Linked DNA regions of Mus musculus: region 1 is linked to region 2. The links are chromatin loops, found by intact Hi-C in ENCODE. Cell type or tissue: heart. All regions are shown on one strand.

The links. Hi-C counts contacts between places; a loop is a spot of excess contacts. Peaks named below come from ENCODE experiments on the same cell type or tissue, not always from the same donor. Only the 100,000 strongest peaks of a DNase experiment are listed, where the experiment ranks them.
Region 1: a loop joins it to region 2, with 6 times the contacts of the local background. A loop is called at or near these places in 11 of 42 quality-filtered maps.

What each region holds. Positions count from the first base shown.
Region 1 is chr15:6,381,891-6,389,890 of GRCm38, forward strand. It overlaps Dab2 (disabled 2, mitogen-responsive phosphoprotein), which reads left to right and starts at 4,858. Exons shown (of 15, transcript NM_023118.5): 1 at 4,858-5,042. In heart, a CTCF peak has its summit at 4,736 (motif pointing left); DNase peaks (open chromatin) are centred at 2,381, 4,711, 5,311 and 6,431; H3K4me3 peaks cover 3,032 bases; H3K27ac peaks cover 2,930 bases.
Region 2 is chr15:6,239,112-6,247,111 of GRCm38, forward strand. No RefSeq gene overlaps it. Among named protein-coding and RNA genes, the nearest start is that of Gm16311, 67 kb to the right of the region's middle. In heart, no CTCF peak of the experiment used is centred here; a DNase peak (open chromatin) is centred at 3,250; H3K27ac peaks cover 230 bases.

The sequences.
Region 1 (8,000 bases), 140 kb after region 2:
ATCCACTTATCAGTGAGTGCATATCAAGGGACTTCTTTTGTGATTGGGTTACCTCACTCAGGATGATATCCTCCAGATACATCCATTTGCCCAAGAATTTCATAAATTCATTGTTTTTAATAGCTGAGTAGTACTCCATTGTGTAAATGTACCACATTTTCTGTATCCATTCCTTTATTGAGGGACACCTGGGTTCTTTCCAGCTTCTGGCTATTATAAATAGGGCTGCTATGAACATAGTGGAGCATGTGTCCTTCTTACCAGTTGGAACATCTTCTGGGTATATGCCCAGGAGAGGTATTGCTGGATCTACTGGTAGTAATATGTCCAGTTTTCTGAGGAACCGCCAGACTGATTTCCAGAGTGGTTGGACCAGCTTATAATCCCACCAGCAATGGAGGAGTGTTTCTCTTTCTCACATCCTGGCCAACATCTGCTGTCACCTGATTTTTTGATCCTAGCCATTCTGATTGGTGTGAGGTGGAATCTCAGGGTTGTTTTGATTTGCATTTCCCTGATGATTAAGGATGTTGAACATTTTTTCAAGTGCTTCTTAGCCCTTTGGTATTCTTCAATTGAGAATTCTTTGATTAGCTCTGTACTCCATTTTTAAATGGGGTTATTTGAATTTCTGGAGTTCAGCTTCTTGAGCTCTTTGTATATATTGGATATTAGTCCCCTATCAGAGTTAGGATTGGTAAAAATCCTTTCCCGATCTGTCGGTGGCCTTTTTGTCTTATTGACAGTATCTTTTGCCCTACAGAAGCTTTGCAATTTTATGAGGTCCCATTTGTCGATTCTTGATCTTACAGCACAAGCCATTGCTGTTCTGTTTAGGAATTTTTCAGATTCTTCTTCATAAGGTAGAAAACGGGCTACGTGGTTGCTATCAACGTTCTTGCAGGGCTGTGTGCCTTTTATCATTTTATTTGCAATGCTAAGTATATTTTAATTTTTGATAACTCACATTGGCTTGGTTGCTAAATAAAACAATATTTATTTGAGTGATAAATCATATTAAAATACTCTCTTCCTTTATTACTTGTCATTATGTACAAAGTGTAGTGAAGTGTGATTAGCTATATAAATATATGATATTGAATTTTATTTATTTGTATTTATTATAGTTTTTGTGTATGCACACGCATGCATACTTGCTCATGTGTGTGGAACCAAAAGCACAACTTTTAGGAGTCAGTTCTTTCCTGTCATGTGTGTCCTGCAGCTGGGACTTTGCAAGGACTTTGCTGCACTTTGCCAGGCTTTGCAAACAGCACCATCTTGCTGGCCCAATATTGAATGCTAAATGTCTGTTTCAAGGTGTTCCAGTTTCCCCAAGTATTCTAGTGGCATCATCAGAGTTTCACTATTACTACAGGCCACATGCAAATAGATTGAATCCTGTGGCATCGTAAGGAATGTAGCAAGAAAACAAATGTCAGAAAACCGAAAGACAAAAAAAAACCTGTCTTCCAAGGTTCCAAAAATATTCTCAGAGAGAGAGAGAGAGAGAGAGAGTCAGAGACAGAAACAGAGAGAGAGAGAGAGAGAGAGAGAGAGAGAGAGAGAGAGGAGGGAGAGAGAAGAAGGGAGAGAGAATGCGGAGGGAGGGAGGAAAAAAGCAGAGTTGGATGGGATGAATGGATAACAAAAATAAAGACCAACTCCCAATATTTGGTTATCCCTGTCAGCAGTTGATTCTGATGGCATCTGTTTTTCTTCAGTGTTAAATATATAGGATTAGTGGAGGGCAAGGAACTTTTTGTAGAAACAACAGTCTTTTTGTTTGTTTGTTTCCTTTTGGGGATTTTCTTTTCTTTCCTTTTCCTTTCTCACTTGACAGCCTATTTATTTATTTATTTATTTATTTAAAAAATTGAAAACGCAGAAAGAAGGACCTTACCCGATAAATCTCAGTCAACTCTTCTTTGATATTTTTTTTCCCCTCTTGAACTTACTCATCCTCCTGCCCCAGCCTCCAGAATAGTTAGGACTAGAGACAGATCCCATCTTGCCATGCTTGCTTTGTTTGGTTTGAATAGCTCTATGTGTCCAATAAGCAGAGAAGTGGACAGTTTCCTTGAGGCCGATACGATCTATCGTTCACGGGAAATAAGCACAATTCAAACAGGCAGTGTGAGGAACACTGAGCAGCTGAGGAATAGGCAGGGGTGAGGGGTAGGAGAGAAAGGGCCAGACGTTTGAGCTAAGAATCGACAGTTTTCATCATGGAAGAACAGACATACATAGGATAGCCTGCATAGGCAGAGCTGCTGTGAGAGTACATTCCAGGAAAACCTTAAGAGATTACTTTAATAATAAACCATGCATTCTTCAGCAAGCTGTCACGGGATTAACTACCCCTTTCTCGGCTGGGAACACAGTCCAGACTCCACCCCACCCTACCACAGGGCAGGTTTTTGTGCAAACGACTGTCCTTATGTGGGGACCTTGGTTTATAAAGCACTGCATTTAATTTTTTTCCTACTTTAATTCTCTAAACAAATTTTAGTGGTGATGAACACCGGGGTGGACTTTGGTGTGTGTGTGTTTCTTATGTGGAGATGTTCATTTTAGACTTACTGAAAAGTTATCAACTTAGATGTGGTAGGAATGGTAAGAAACAGGACCTCCTGGGATAAAAAGAGTTAAATTTATTTTCATCCCCCCCCCCCCCCATAATGTGAGCAGGACATTGAACTACTGCCAAGACCAATATCAGCACCCTAGAGGTATAAAAATACACTGCAAAACCAGAACTCTCTACTGTGGGCTCTTTAGATTTCTGTCTAACACAAGGGTGTTCGCTTTAAGCAGCCACTATGAGCCTGCTGCTCACAAATGAGCTCTTTGGGTCCACATCACTGCTTCACAACTGCAGTTCACAGCAGATGAAATCGTTTTCTTTCTCTGGTTTCTAAGGCAAATCCATTCCATCTAGTGGGAGCAAGTTAACACATTTTGATAATAATCTTTCAACTATATAGATAAAGACAAAGGCCTAAGTGGCCACTTCCACATTGAGAAATGATTCATGTCTGTCTGTAGACTTGTTTCTTTTATATTATCAGAGCCCCTGTTTGTGTGAATGAACTACCTTTTTTTCCCCTAATTTTTGAACTTTTTGAAATGACACCATTTCTCTAGACTACTAGATTTGAGAATCAAAGTGTGATGTTCTCAGAGCTAGCAGAATTAAAGTTCGCACCTATGTCTTGTGCCTTCATAGAACTGAAAAGTAGACCTTCCATCATTCACTGAAAATCCTTTTTTTTTCAACCATAGAAAATTACCTCAGAGGAATATTGGAAGCACACACACACACACACACACACACACACACACCTCTACTCTGCACACCCAAGTGTGAAGGGAATCCAGAGGTCAGGTAGGGGCAGCACCTGGACCAGCTGTGTTGCTCTGTGTCTCTTACTCTCCCTGCATGAGGGCTGCTCCAAGCCTGACCTACTTGCAAGCAGAAACTGCCACTCTCATTGAGCTACCTCAAATTACAGTGATTTTGCAGCTGGGGCTAGGCATGGACCACAAAATACATCCTTGGTGCACCATAAGCCCAATTTGAACCCTGGATTCTCAGTGGTAAAATGCAAATCCATTGTGTTGCTTACTCAATAAAATCAATAACCCGTTTCCATCCAAGTCACAATTTGTCATTTTCATAGTCAGTACATTCTGCTTACAACAGGGGAGGAGGGGCAGGAGGGAGAGGGAAGAAGAGGAGGAGCAGAAGGAAAAACAGACAAGAGGAGGAGGAACAAGAAAAAAAGGACTAAATAAGAAAGTGGAAGAGGAGGAAGGGGGAGGGGAAGGAGGGAAAAGGGGGGAAGGAGGGAGAAGGGGGAGGGGAAGGAGGGAGAAGGGGGAAGGAGGGAGAAGGGGGAGGGGAAGGAGGGAGAAGGGGGAGGGGAAGGAGGGAGAAGGGGAGGAGGATCTTCCCAAAGCTTAATTTCTTAAGTACTTGAAAAGCACCACTGTTTCTGTGACTATTTAACAATTGTCCCCTGACTTTAAAATATACAGAAAAGAAATTGTGAGATTCTATAGGATTCCCAAGGTCTGCTCTGCCGGGCTATCCACAGCTGAGCATCGATGAAACACCTTCCAATACTTATTCACATATCTCAATATTTTCATGAAGGAATAAGAAATGCTGTAGAAACTAGCAGACAAAGTCATGTTATCTACGTGTGGGTGGATATACACTGAAATGATCACAAATGTAGATCATTTATATGGAGGCTAACTTGTTTTGTTTAGGCCAGTTTAATAGCGAGAATATGCTCGAGCGTGATATTAAATTTCAATAACAGGGCATCTTTTTACTTGGGCACACATAGATTTCCCTCCTGTTTAAGCACGTTCACAATTAAAGAATAGTGATTTTCTTTAAAGGTAACAATCCAGTCACATGCCCAGCTTTAGAAAGGACAGACTGGACCCGGGAACGGAAAGTCAGGAGTAAAGGCGCGTCTTTGTTCAAAATGCCCCAGGCGGTTTAGGATGAGTTCGCAGTTCGCGTGCCACGCCACTCGAAGTGGCAATCCAGGGAACGGATCTGCGAAACGCAGCTCAGAGGATCCCATCCTTTTCCTCCAGAATTTCCCTTTTCCTGTCCTTACGTGCACCCTTTCTGGCCCAAGGCAGTGTGGGGCTCCTGGCCCGGGTTGTGTGCACGCTCCTTTTTCCGGGTCTCTGCGATCGCCCCCAGCTGGCCGGGCGCACGGGGCGCAGGAGGCGCAGGAGGCGCCGGATCTCCGTGGCTTTAGTTCGAGTTAATAAACAGTTAAGTTTGGAAGACTCGGCAGACACGTTGAGGGGGAGTTACCAAGTCCAGGCAGCAAAAACATCCCGCCGCCACATTCCTGGAGAGTCCTCAGAGCCAGCATCTGATTAGAACCATATCTCTACCGGGAGTGGCCGCGCGGCTATTTAAGTGGCGTTCTCCGCGTCCTCGGCGCTGCAGCCTTGAGGCTTCGGGCGCGGGGAAGTCATGCTGGCTCCACAGAAGCACTAGCTAGTCCGTGAGTAACTCTGCCATCCCCCTTCCCTTCGGTCCCTTCTTTCTTTCTTTCTTTCTTTCTTTCTTTCTTTCTTTCTTTCTTTCTTTCTTTCTCTTTTTTTCCTTTTTTTTCTTTTTTTTTCTTTTTTTTCTTTTTTTGCGACCTACTTCTCTCCTTTGCTGGCTCCTCTCTTCCCATCCCTGCCTTGGCTGCAGACCTTGGGCGCTGGGGAAATCTTACAAATGAGACAGTGTACTCCGGGGAGAGCAGCGGGTTTTGTGGCCTGACATCTGTGGAATGCTTCCAAGGAATGCATTTTACCTTTGGGGTCGGACTCAAGGCGCCCATCCTGTGACATTTAACGAGTCCCTGTGTGTGTGTGTGTGTGTGTGTGTGTGTGTGTGTGTGTGTGTGTGTGTGTTGTACACGAGCCCTAGTTTTTAGGGCTTAGGGGACATCCCAGGGAATGCGCGGTGTGGCTGCTGACCACCTAATAAACTCCTGAATGATGTTCAGTTTTACTGTGCGACAAAGGCTGGGGACATGGTCTGTGCCTCCGAGGAGCTATTTTCTGCTGACTGACAGCACAGGGCATTAAAAATGTGAACTTTGTCTTATACCAGCATTCCTAAGAAAAGTATCTGCCCAAGCCACGTAACAAACTTGTTTTAAATCGTGAAGCGTTTGAATGCTGTTTTTCTTGACTGTTGTAAATTATTTGGAAGGATTAAGAATTCAAGAAGAGGGACTAAACTGTGTTTAAAACCTTGGAGACCCTGCCAACGTAGCGGTTCTCTTTGCGGCATAGAGCTGGCTGTTATTTCTTCCTGCCTGCTCTCCTCCACTTAATCCTGAGTCTGGAATTCAGCTCTGTAGTCGGTTTCAGATGGGAGCTGTGTGAATCCGAAGGGAAATTTAACTGGATTAAAAACAGTTAAAAAATATGGATGTTATCTCCACCCGAGGCACCCCCTCCCACCCTTTCCTCTTTCTTCGCCTGTGTTTGGAAGAAAGGGAGCCACCCTGTAAACCGAGAAGAGCAAAAACGAGCAAGCTTCCAGGCACATGGAAAGCTTTAAAAATTATGGAGGGGCAACTTCATGAATAGTAAATGTTGCTGTTGCTCTATAAAGATGAAAAAATTTCTGGCCCTAATCAGGCAAAGCAGGAGGGGAAGGGTGGAGGTAGATATAACTCCAACCTAAGTAATGGCAGAAAATTTGCCAAAATCCCTTGGAGATAGCTGATAAGGCTCCAGGAACGCTTCTGATGGGATGTCTAACCTACCTAGTTTACAATCTTGAGGCCTGGGTTCTGCACATAGTAGCAGTGACTGGTTGTTTAGAAAGGAGGGACTAGCCAGGACTCGGGAGCCACTGCTACCAAATGGCTTTTCATGGTGCTATCTTGTCCTGGATTAGGCTGCCCTGTTTTAGCTAGCTACCCCACCCACCAAGGACTCTACCTCTCTCCACTCCCTTGGTTGAGGCAGGGCACAGCAGTACTGAAAGAAATGTACTGGCTTGAGAATTTAGGAGTGTTGGGGATTCAGGCTTTGGAGAGGAAAACAGCTATCTAGACAAAGCAATGCTAGAGGAACACAGCTCAGAAGGCGAGATTAGCAAGAGCCCTTGAGAAAGCACCAGAGAGGTGTGGTGGTCTCTTCCAGCACTCGCATCAGACACAGACCACTTCTTCCCTAGTTCGTAGTCACTGTCTCCTAAAACTCGCTGGGTTCTTCCCAAGCCTTGTTTAAAAACCTAATCACAAACCCCTTCTTCCTCTACTGCAAACTCAAGCCCTTTTGTCCAACCGCGAGTCTAGAAACTTTTTCCCTGTAGGCTGCTATGCTCCGTCTTTGCCCTGAGTTCTGGAGAAGGAACCCAGGACCTTGGGCATGCTTGACAAGCCATGGAGCTGCGCTTCTCAATTCCTGGTTGGATGGTCTTACTCTGTAAACCCAGTCTAGACTTAAACTCATCATCCTCCTGCCTCTGCCTCAGGAGCCCTAGGACTGTAGGCGGAGGTGAGCACACCTCGCTAAGCTGGGCCACTTGTATTATGGCAGAAGAGAGAGATTGTGGAGGAATGGGAGGAATGTGTTCTGTCTTTGCCCTCCAGCACCCATGTATTTATAGAACTGATGATCCCGATTCTATTGATCTCCACCTGAGGATGTAAAGGAGGCTGGGAAGATAACCACAGGATGCTTTTAGGCCTTGCTGACTTGAGAAGAAAGAACAAAATCCAGAGGTTAGATCTCTCTCTCTCTCTCTCTCTCTCTCTCTCTCTCTCTCTCTCTCTCTCCTTTCCTCTTTTTCTTTTGGCATTTTGACACTGAATCCCAAAACTTATCTCTCTTCTCAGTGGGAGATTGAACACCCCCCCCCCCCCCAGTCATCGAGTCCTGGAATCCCAGGCGAGCGCCACCACACCCAGTTCAGAGTTTGCATTTCTGCTAAAGACTTAAAATTTCCAAGGTTAAACTAAGTCTAAATTCCTGTCCTTGGGCCTATTTATTTCTTGTCTTCCTCCAAGGGTTAGGTGGATTTTAGCTCACTTTGAAGATAGTTGTTGACGTGGTGAATGGTGCAAGAGCCTCCGGAAGCTGTGGACCAACTGGTCTGGACTGCTCAGCCATAGTTCTGTTACCTAAAAATTAAACGAGCAGGAAAACAGGGCTTGCTGGGTGGCTTGTAGCCACCAGGAAGTTTTGTGGGAAACTGTGCTCCTGGTGAGACCATGAGGAAGTCCCTTCTTCATTTCTCCCCCAGACTAAACCTATCACCACTTTGATGAAGCCAACTTGGAAGTACCCTGCGTTTCTTCGCCTCTTCTCTCTGTTGGGGTTTCATTCCTTTTCTTCTAGGACAGAGCTAGGATACTGGAATGGGTGGAGAGGCTGCTGAAGGGAACTCACTAACAACCTAAGTTCCTCCAGCTGAAGGCTTGCAAGGGTCCACCATTTAAACCTCCCTA
Region 2 (8,000 bases):
TTCAAAAGATAGAAGTCCTGAATCAGTTCAGGGGACTATTTCAGAGACCCGGGTGCAGTTCTGAATGTTTATACTCCAAGCACATGGATTTTGGAGTAGGTATGTATTACTTCTCAAGAGGCAGGAGCTGAGGGGCCAGACAGAAAGAAAATAGAAAGAGATGTCATATTCATCTGCTGCTATCAAAGTTTCTCTTTCTCCTTCCTCTCTCTCCTTCCTTGCACTCTATCCATTTATCTCTGTGTCTTTCTCCATCTCCCTGTGGTAGCTGTTGGGGGCCTGTAATCTTGCTACTTATTTGCTAACATAGGCTAGCTATTGATGCTCTCTGAGAATCAGGTCCCCTGACTTCTACTCTCTCTGAAGAGCAGAGCTGAGTCTTTTAGGCCTAGTGATTTGGAAAATCTGATTTCACATCTCCAAACCACTCAAGTCCTAATTCTGGGCACGTGCATTCCATATCTTCTTGCAGCTGGAACCCCATCTTGGTAAGGCAATTGAGCAAACTCACTTACGTGCTAAGTAGCATCCTGTTAAACCCCAGGAATCCCCAGTTTTGGCTTTAAACTGAGTGACTGCTGCTTCTTGCATCCCTTCTTTCTCCAAAAGTGATCTCCTCTGTTGCCGTGACACGCAGGCAAACCTGTAGTCTTTCCTCAGCAACTGACTAAATTAGATCAAGAGTAAGGGAACAGTTCTCTGAGTACTCTTCCACAAGAGATTGTAGAGAGGAAGGCTGGGTACCCCCATTTTTCTTCCCTCTGGGAAAGAGAGAAATTGCCTTTGACTGTGTGCACACAGTATTCTGTAGCTCCTGGACCTGACCTCTTTTGTCTTGTGCTCAATAATGTTGTATAAAGAATAAGGCAGGTAAGAGCTGGCCAATGCCTCACTACTAGCTCATCTTTGACAGACTCCTCAGACTCTCAATTCAGGCACTGCATATTCACTGCCCTTGCTTCCGGTCTGAATCATAAACTTCAGAAGACTCTCCAGTTATGTATGAAAAGGGTGAAGGCAGATAAAGTTCTTTGGAAGGGAGAAAACGTAGCCGTTACGCGTAGAGCTGGTACTTGAAATCGCTTCCTCCGCGGTTAAGACTTGCATTAGTTCAGTGTGGTCAGCAAATAGCAAGCAAAGGCCTGCCACAAGCCAAACAAGAAGACATCCCCTGCCTTCTAAACACTACTTTTTACTATTTAGCATTTAAAATCCAAAGCCCATACTGCTAATGCATAGGTAGGGCCAGTGGGAGAGCTTTAGTGCAAGAACTGATAACACGAACTCAGAGCTGCAGGTGGATTATTTGAGCTAACTTTGGGGTTGTGGGGAACAGCAATTATTAGGCAGGGGAAAAAAGGGAATAATTTCAAGTAGAGATAATAACAGTGTGTGCAAGAAAACACTTGCAAAGGTCATCTCAAAGTTAGTGTGTGTGCCTTTGCAGTGGTAGGTAAGGATGTGGAATCTGGGCCATGGCAAAGCAACAGCAGCTGGATATATGAGGGAGTTTGGAGTCTTTATTTGAAATGGGGATATATCAAAGGCTTCAAGTCAAATGAATACTTCATGGGTGGTTTCTTTATTTTTTTTCAACTTTTTATTAGATATTTTCTTCATTTTCATTTCAAATGCTATCCTGAAAGTCCCCTATACCCCCCTCCCACCCTGCTCCCCTACCCACCCACTCCCACTTCTTGGCCCTGGTATTCCCCTCTACTGGGGCATATAAACTTTGCAAGACCAAGGCTCCTCTCTTCCCAATGATGGCTGACTAGGCCATCTTCTGCTACATATGCAGCCAGAGATACGAGCTCCGGGGGTACTGGTTAGTTCATATTGTTCCACCTATAGGGTTGCAGACCCCTTCAGCTCCTTGGGTACTTTCTCTAGCTCCTCCATTGGGGACCCTGAGTTCCATCCAATAGCTGACAATGAGCATCTTTTTTCTTGTTGTTTTATAATAAATCTCTGGCATGAAAATTTAATTATTTCCCCTTTCTGTCACTTTTTTTTTTTTGCATTTGTACACATTCTACATAATCTCTTGGTTAGAATGAACAGATGAAATAAACATTGGGTGTTTTCTTGTTATTGAGGATGATCAGAAAACAAGCTGAAAAAGAGCCCAGGACATAAGGAAGTTGCTAAATACTTGGGTGAAGTTGGGCTTGATTAGACTGTGTTTCTCTTGTGTTTAGATCTATGCGTAGCCCAGGTAAGAAACTAGGCAGCCAGATAATCACTCAGGCATAATTAGAAAGAGAGCTGGTGAGAGCAATTGAATGGGATCAGGGGAATACACATGTGGGATGTCAGACAAGAAAATGAAGGCATGGTGACCCAATGTCTTGTCATTGGATGTTCGTGTCTGGAAATAAGCGAGGAAAGCAGAAATGGTTGACTTCACTTAGGTCACGTTGACTTTAGGGGACATTTAAGATCTTTGTAGGAGGCATGAGACTGGAGTTCAGAGCAGCCCAGTCAGGCTGAATGTGAGAACAACAGCGGGTGACCAGATAGATGAGTCTGGAAGGTCAGCGAGGACATGTGGGGACTGTCCAGTTACCCATGGAGAAAGATGACAGAGAGAAAAGAACATGTCAGTTAGAGGATCCAAAGAGGGCCTAACAAAGACAGCTGAGAGATGGGGTAGCTGAGGAATAAAATCAAGATAGCCTGGTACAAAGCCTATCAATCAGGATAGCCTGGTACAAAGCCTATCAGGATAGCCTGGTACAAAGCCTATCAGGATAGCCTGGTACAAAGCCTATCAGGACAGGATAACAAGGCAGCCGGACAAACTTCAAAGTTAACCATTAGAGAAAGGTTGATCAAAAATCAAGCTGAAGAAGAGCCCAGGAGATAAGGAAGTTGCTGAATACTCGGGTGATGTTGGGCTTAGAGTGTGTTTCTCTTACGTTTAGATTTTTAAAACGCTTGTTTAAAGGACCTTTTAAAGAGAACTCTCTTGTACCAGAAATCTCCACAAATGCAGATTTTTGAAAACATTACATTTTTTTTCCTTTAGAGTAAACAATTCTTGCCTAAATAAGAAAAAAGGAAGAGACATTTTTTTAAAAAACTCCTCTCTTAAGGAATATACGGTACACACAAAAGGCCATTACAAAAGCGGTGGAAGTGATGGCAGCAACTTTTCTCTGTAGGAAAGGAAATAACTCAGATTCAGGAAAAGTGGCTTGCTGAGAAAGCAGTTAGTCACATGTCTTCCCAAAGGAAGTGGAGAGATTGTGTGTGAGTGTGTGTGTGTGTGTGTGTGTGTGTGTTTCTTTAAGGCCATAGTTCAGTGGAAATAGATGACTATATTCACTTAAATAACGCTCTCTTCGGTTATGCTTAATGGAATGTGAGAATAAACAGCCACAACAATAGAATATGGTGGCAAGCCTTCCAACTGCCAATCAGATGGTCAGCTGAGGGAGCAAACATCCTACAGAATACGAGGAGTTCATGAAGTATTTTTGGGCTGCTCGATATCATCTCTTACGTGCACTTCCTTGAACACAACATCAAAAAGAAGTGATTGAGACAATATGGCCTTCTCCTCTGGTAAAGATTAGACTGATGCCTCATAGAAACATGTGATAGTATCCCGTATATTCTTAGATGAAACGCTATCAAGTCTGTGGTCCATTTGCCTCAGTCCCTTGGGGAGCTGGAATCACAGGTGTGCACTTCCATTGCCAGTTTACAGGTTTATGTCATCTTAGCCAAGGGATCGTGTAAACTGCGTACACATCCAGAAAGTATGAAGGAAAAGGGAAATAATTAAATTCTTACTTTTTTTTTTAGTCCCATGCTGAGGATTGTGGTAACTTTGTGGCATAGTGTGTGTCTTTTTGCCTTATTCTCAGAGAGTTAGAATGTTCCCTGCACACTGACAGGGATGTCCTGGCTCCTCGGTGTGTGGCTGGATGTTTTCTAATGAAAAATAAAGTGTCACCATTGATGGTGACACATGCCAGTCATCCCTGCACTTGGGAGATAGAGGCAGGAGAACCAAGAGTTCAAAGCCATCCTCAGCCATAGAATGGTTTGAGGCAAGCTTGACCTGCATGAGATCCCATCTCAAACAACAACAATAATAACAACAGAGAAATTAGATACCTCTGATCTTGGACTTTGTCTTAGTCAGGCTTCTATTCCTGCACAAACATCATGACCAAGAAGCAGTTGGGGAGGAAAGGGTTTATTCAGCTTACACTTCCACATTGCTGTTCATCACCAAGGAAGTCAGGACTGGAACTCAAACAGGTCAGGAAGCAGGAGCTGATGCAGAGGCCATGGAGGGATGTTCTTTACTGGCTTGCTTCCCCTGGCTTGCTCAGCCTGCTCTCTTATAGAACCCAAGACTACCAGCCCAGAGATGGTCCCACCTACAAGGGGCCTTTCCCCCTTGATCACTAATTGAGAAAATGCCTTACAGTTGGATCTCATGGAGGCATTTCCTCAACTGAAGCTCCTTTCTCTGTGATAACTCCAGCTGTGTCAAGTTGGCACAAAACTAGCCAGTACAGACTTATTCAATTATTTTTGAAATAAAATGTATGGGTGTGGCTAAACTCAATGATATTCTCTCAGGTGTCTCAGTGCAGACGGATCCATCTCTTACTCAACATGCCAGCTTTGGGCTCTCCTCTGAGAAGATGGTGTGCTAAACCATGCCAAGTGCAGAGAATGCTACCTAGGCCTTCTGCATTTCCCTGGAACTCTCTACTCTATTGTCACCTCAGAAATGGATTCTACTATTGTGGGAGTCCCTTCTACACCGTGGAGCCATTGTGTTAAATGCCCAGGTTTAGACATCACCACACAGGACTGAATTCCAAACTATGTGTTGTTATATATAAACTGCATTTATGAGAGGTACCTAGCCTACAGTGAGAAAAAATGGGATTGCCAAAATGCCTTCTTGACCATTGTGGAGACTGTACATGATACTACATGTCACATACTCGTCACATTGCTTGGAGCTTCGATGGAAGTTGAGCTTCGATGGAAAATGATTTGACTGTTTATAGTTAGTTACCCCGAACTCATTATTTAAATGGTAACTTATCCCATTTTTTGAAATCTCAAAGCCTCATAAAGCCTTTCCTTTTGTTAAGACCAAACTCTTTCTTCTTGTTTATTTTGCCTGCTAATCCTAAATCTCTTTCCTTAAGCACAGCTTGATACGTCCAGCTTCTGAAACACTTTAAGCTACTCAGTACCAAACGGTTGACTTCTGGGAACTAGATAAAGGAGACATAACCCCAGGCTAAAATAACACTAGGTCACGGAAGAGATAAGATATGCCTACAGATACATGGATAAGATGAGTATTTGAAGTATTTGGGTGTCCAGGAATACAAGCTGTAAATGAATCACTGTTTAAATGGAACTTGAGTGCAAAGTACAAAAACCAGTGATAACTGGGATCCAGAAGAGGATGGTGGAATCTCGCAGGGACTGAGAAATCTTCCAAGCAGGATTGTACTCTGCCCTCCGGAACACAGAGACAAAGGGGCCTCCTGAAAGGAACAGCAGGGGCAAAAGCCCCCGGGTTACTCAGAAAACAAGCAGAGTGGCTCGGTTTCCCACCTGTGTGCTGCAGAATCGGCTCCAGGGCTTCAAAAGATGCATTCACCCACACGGGCACCAAACACTGGGAAGAGGCTGGAGACATCAAAATGTGTCCAGAGATATTTTCTTAATTGCAACTTATTTACTGTTCTAATTAAAATCTAATAAAATCGTTGTTCTGTGGGGTTTTTTTTTTCATTAATGAGTATTCAAAGTACAACTCTACCATGGGGAGTTTGGGAAAGTTATTAATATTGAAAGGATCTACTGAGGAACGATTTGGCGCTACCAGATCAAAGTTGACTGTAGCCAGGAGTCGCTTCATCTTTGCGGTGGGTAGAGTCTCCTCATGGATATGACTCCAGCCTTAGCCTCTCTCTGCCTTTACTTTTTTCTCTACTACCACTTGGCCCTCATCATACAAGTTTTCGTGATTTCTACTCTCTGGTCTCAGTCCATCTACATACCAAGTAAGGTGCCAGGCAGCTTTTACTGAGGAAAAAAAAAAAAAAAAAAAAAAAACAACGAACCTTCTGGAGTGGGGGAAATTGTGTGAATGTACACTTTCATTCCAGTCCAGTATTCTTTCTATAGACTTTGGCTTCCAATTGTAGCTTTTGCCTGAATTGTTACCACTCTCAGTCCAGCCCAAGCCACTACCATCCCATGTTGGCCCCAGAAGTTTCCAAACTGATCTTCCAGAGCGTGCTTCTACCCTGTTCCCATACTTTATCCTCAGGAAAGCTTCTAGAGTACTTCTGTTAAAGTATATGTCAGACCCAAATCCCCTAGTTCTCCTATGCTCAGTCCCCTAATGCGTTCTCTTAAGTTAAGTGGGTTCTACTCACCCAGGCATTTCTTAGGACCCGGTCTCTCCTAGCCATCTCCTGCATCCGCTCTGCTTCAACCACATACACTGAACTGCCGTCCTTCAAGCTCATCAAGTGATTTGACTCATCTCAAATGATCATGGGATACATACCTAGCGAGCTACTAGCAAGTCCCCACCACCACCACCACCATCCCCTTTGGTGAGAATTTATTGTTTGGACTGCAGAGAGAAGTGAGAATGGTCTGAGGAGAACTTGTTGATGGTAAAAACCTAGGTTTGTTTGTGATCTGAGGACATTGTCTATAAATTCCTCTAGTAAAACATTTTTTAAAAACTTGTACAGTTGGCTTACTATACTTTTTATCACAGTATCTCTTTCAAGCCTTCATTTTTGAACTGTCATTATAGCGGCATTGTTTGCCGTCTGAGAGTCTTTTCTGCTTTGCATTCAGAGACTCCTGTCTGTCCTGAATGTCCCATCTCCTTGATCACTTACTCTACAGTCTCAAGCTCTAGCCTCTTTGCCATTTTAAAGAATTCTCATAGTCCTTGGCTCCTCTTATCTTGGCAAACTGAGAAATCTTACCACTAACAGGCTCCCCCTGCCCCATCTGTACACTGAGTCCTCTTAAATCCAGTCCAGACTTCCTTCTTGAGACTTCCATGCCTTCTAGCCAGTTCTTTCTGTAAGTTCAAATGTCGTTTCAAACTGAGTATGTCTCAAATTAGACTCATTACTTTCTTCCATCGTCAGTTTTTCCAGCAAACTATAGTCCCAGTAAATGTAACACATCTACCCAGACATCAAGCCAAAAACTTCAACACTCCATTGTCCTCTGCACCCATTTCTTTGCACTGATCAGCAGCAGACGGTATCTTTGCCAGGAGCGCAGTCTGCTGCTTTGCATTCAAGATGGTTCACGACAGATCTCAGCCTGTTTACCGTTTAACCAGGTGATCTCTTGGTACCCTGGAAGGATAGCTGTGGATTCTGGATGCTGCCAAAACTGGGTTTGTATTCTGGCTCTGCTCTTTGCAGTCTTAGGAAAGTTAATGAGTCTTCCTGAATCTCAGTTTTCCCATCTGCCAAATAATAATGACCTCACACATTCCTTGGAAAGATTAATTGGAGTAATTTAAATGCAAGCCATCAGTGTGACACACTGCTGTTCACAAGGGGCCCTCTCATTCGTTCCTATGAGACAATCCACCAACTTAAACATTTCTCAGCTGAAGCACATTTGCAGTGTGCTCCCCGCCCCCATTACAAACAGGTTATGAGTGTAAATCACAGCTTTATGCATGATTTACCTTGATGGGCTGGGGAGGGGTACCTGGAGGGAGTGTCATCTGACACTTACAAGCTAATTGGTTTATTATTTGGAATAAGTAAGTGATCTCCATAGTGAAATCACACTGGAAGACAGTGTCTTTGTTTTCGTTGTTTTATTCTATAGCAAAGGGAGTTTCATCTTGCCACTTTTATGTTAAAATCTTCACAACTCTACTTCCAAGAATTACAGGGATGGACTGTTAGGATCCGAAGCCTGACTCCGGGAGTAAAACTCAGCCAAGTTCAAAT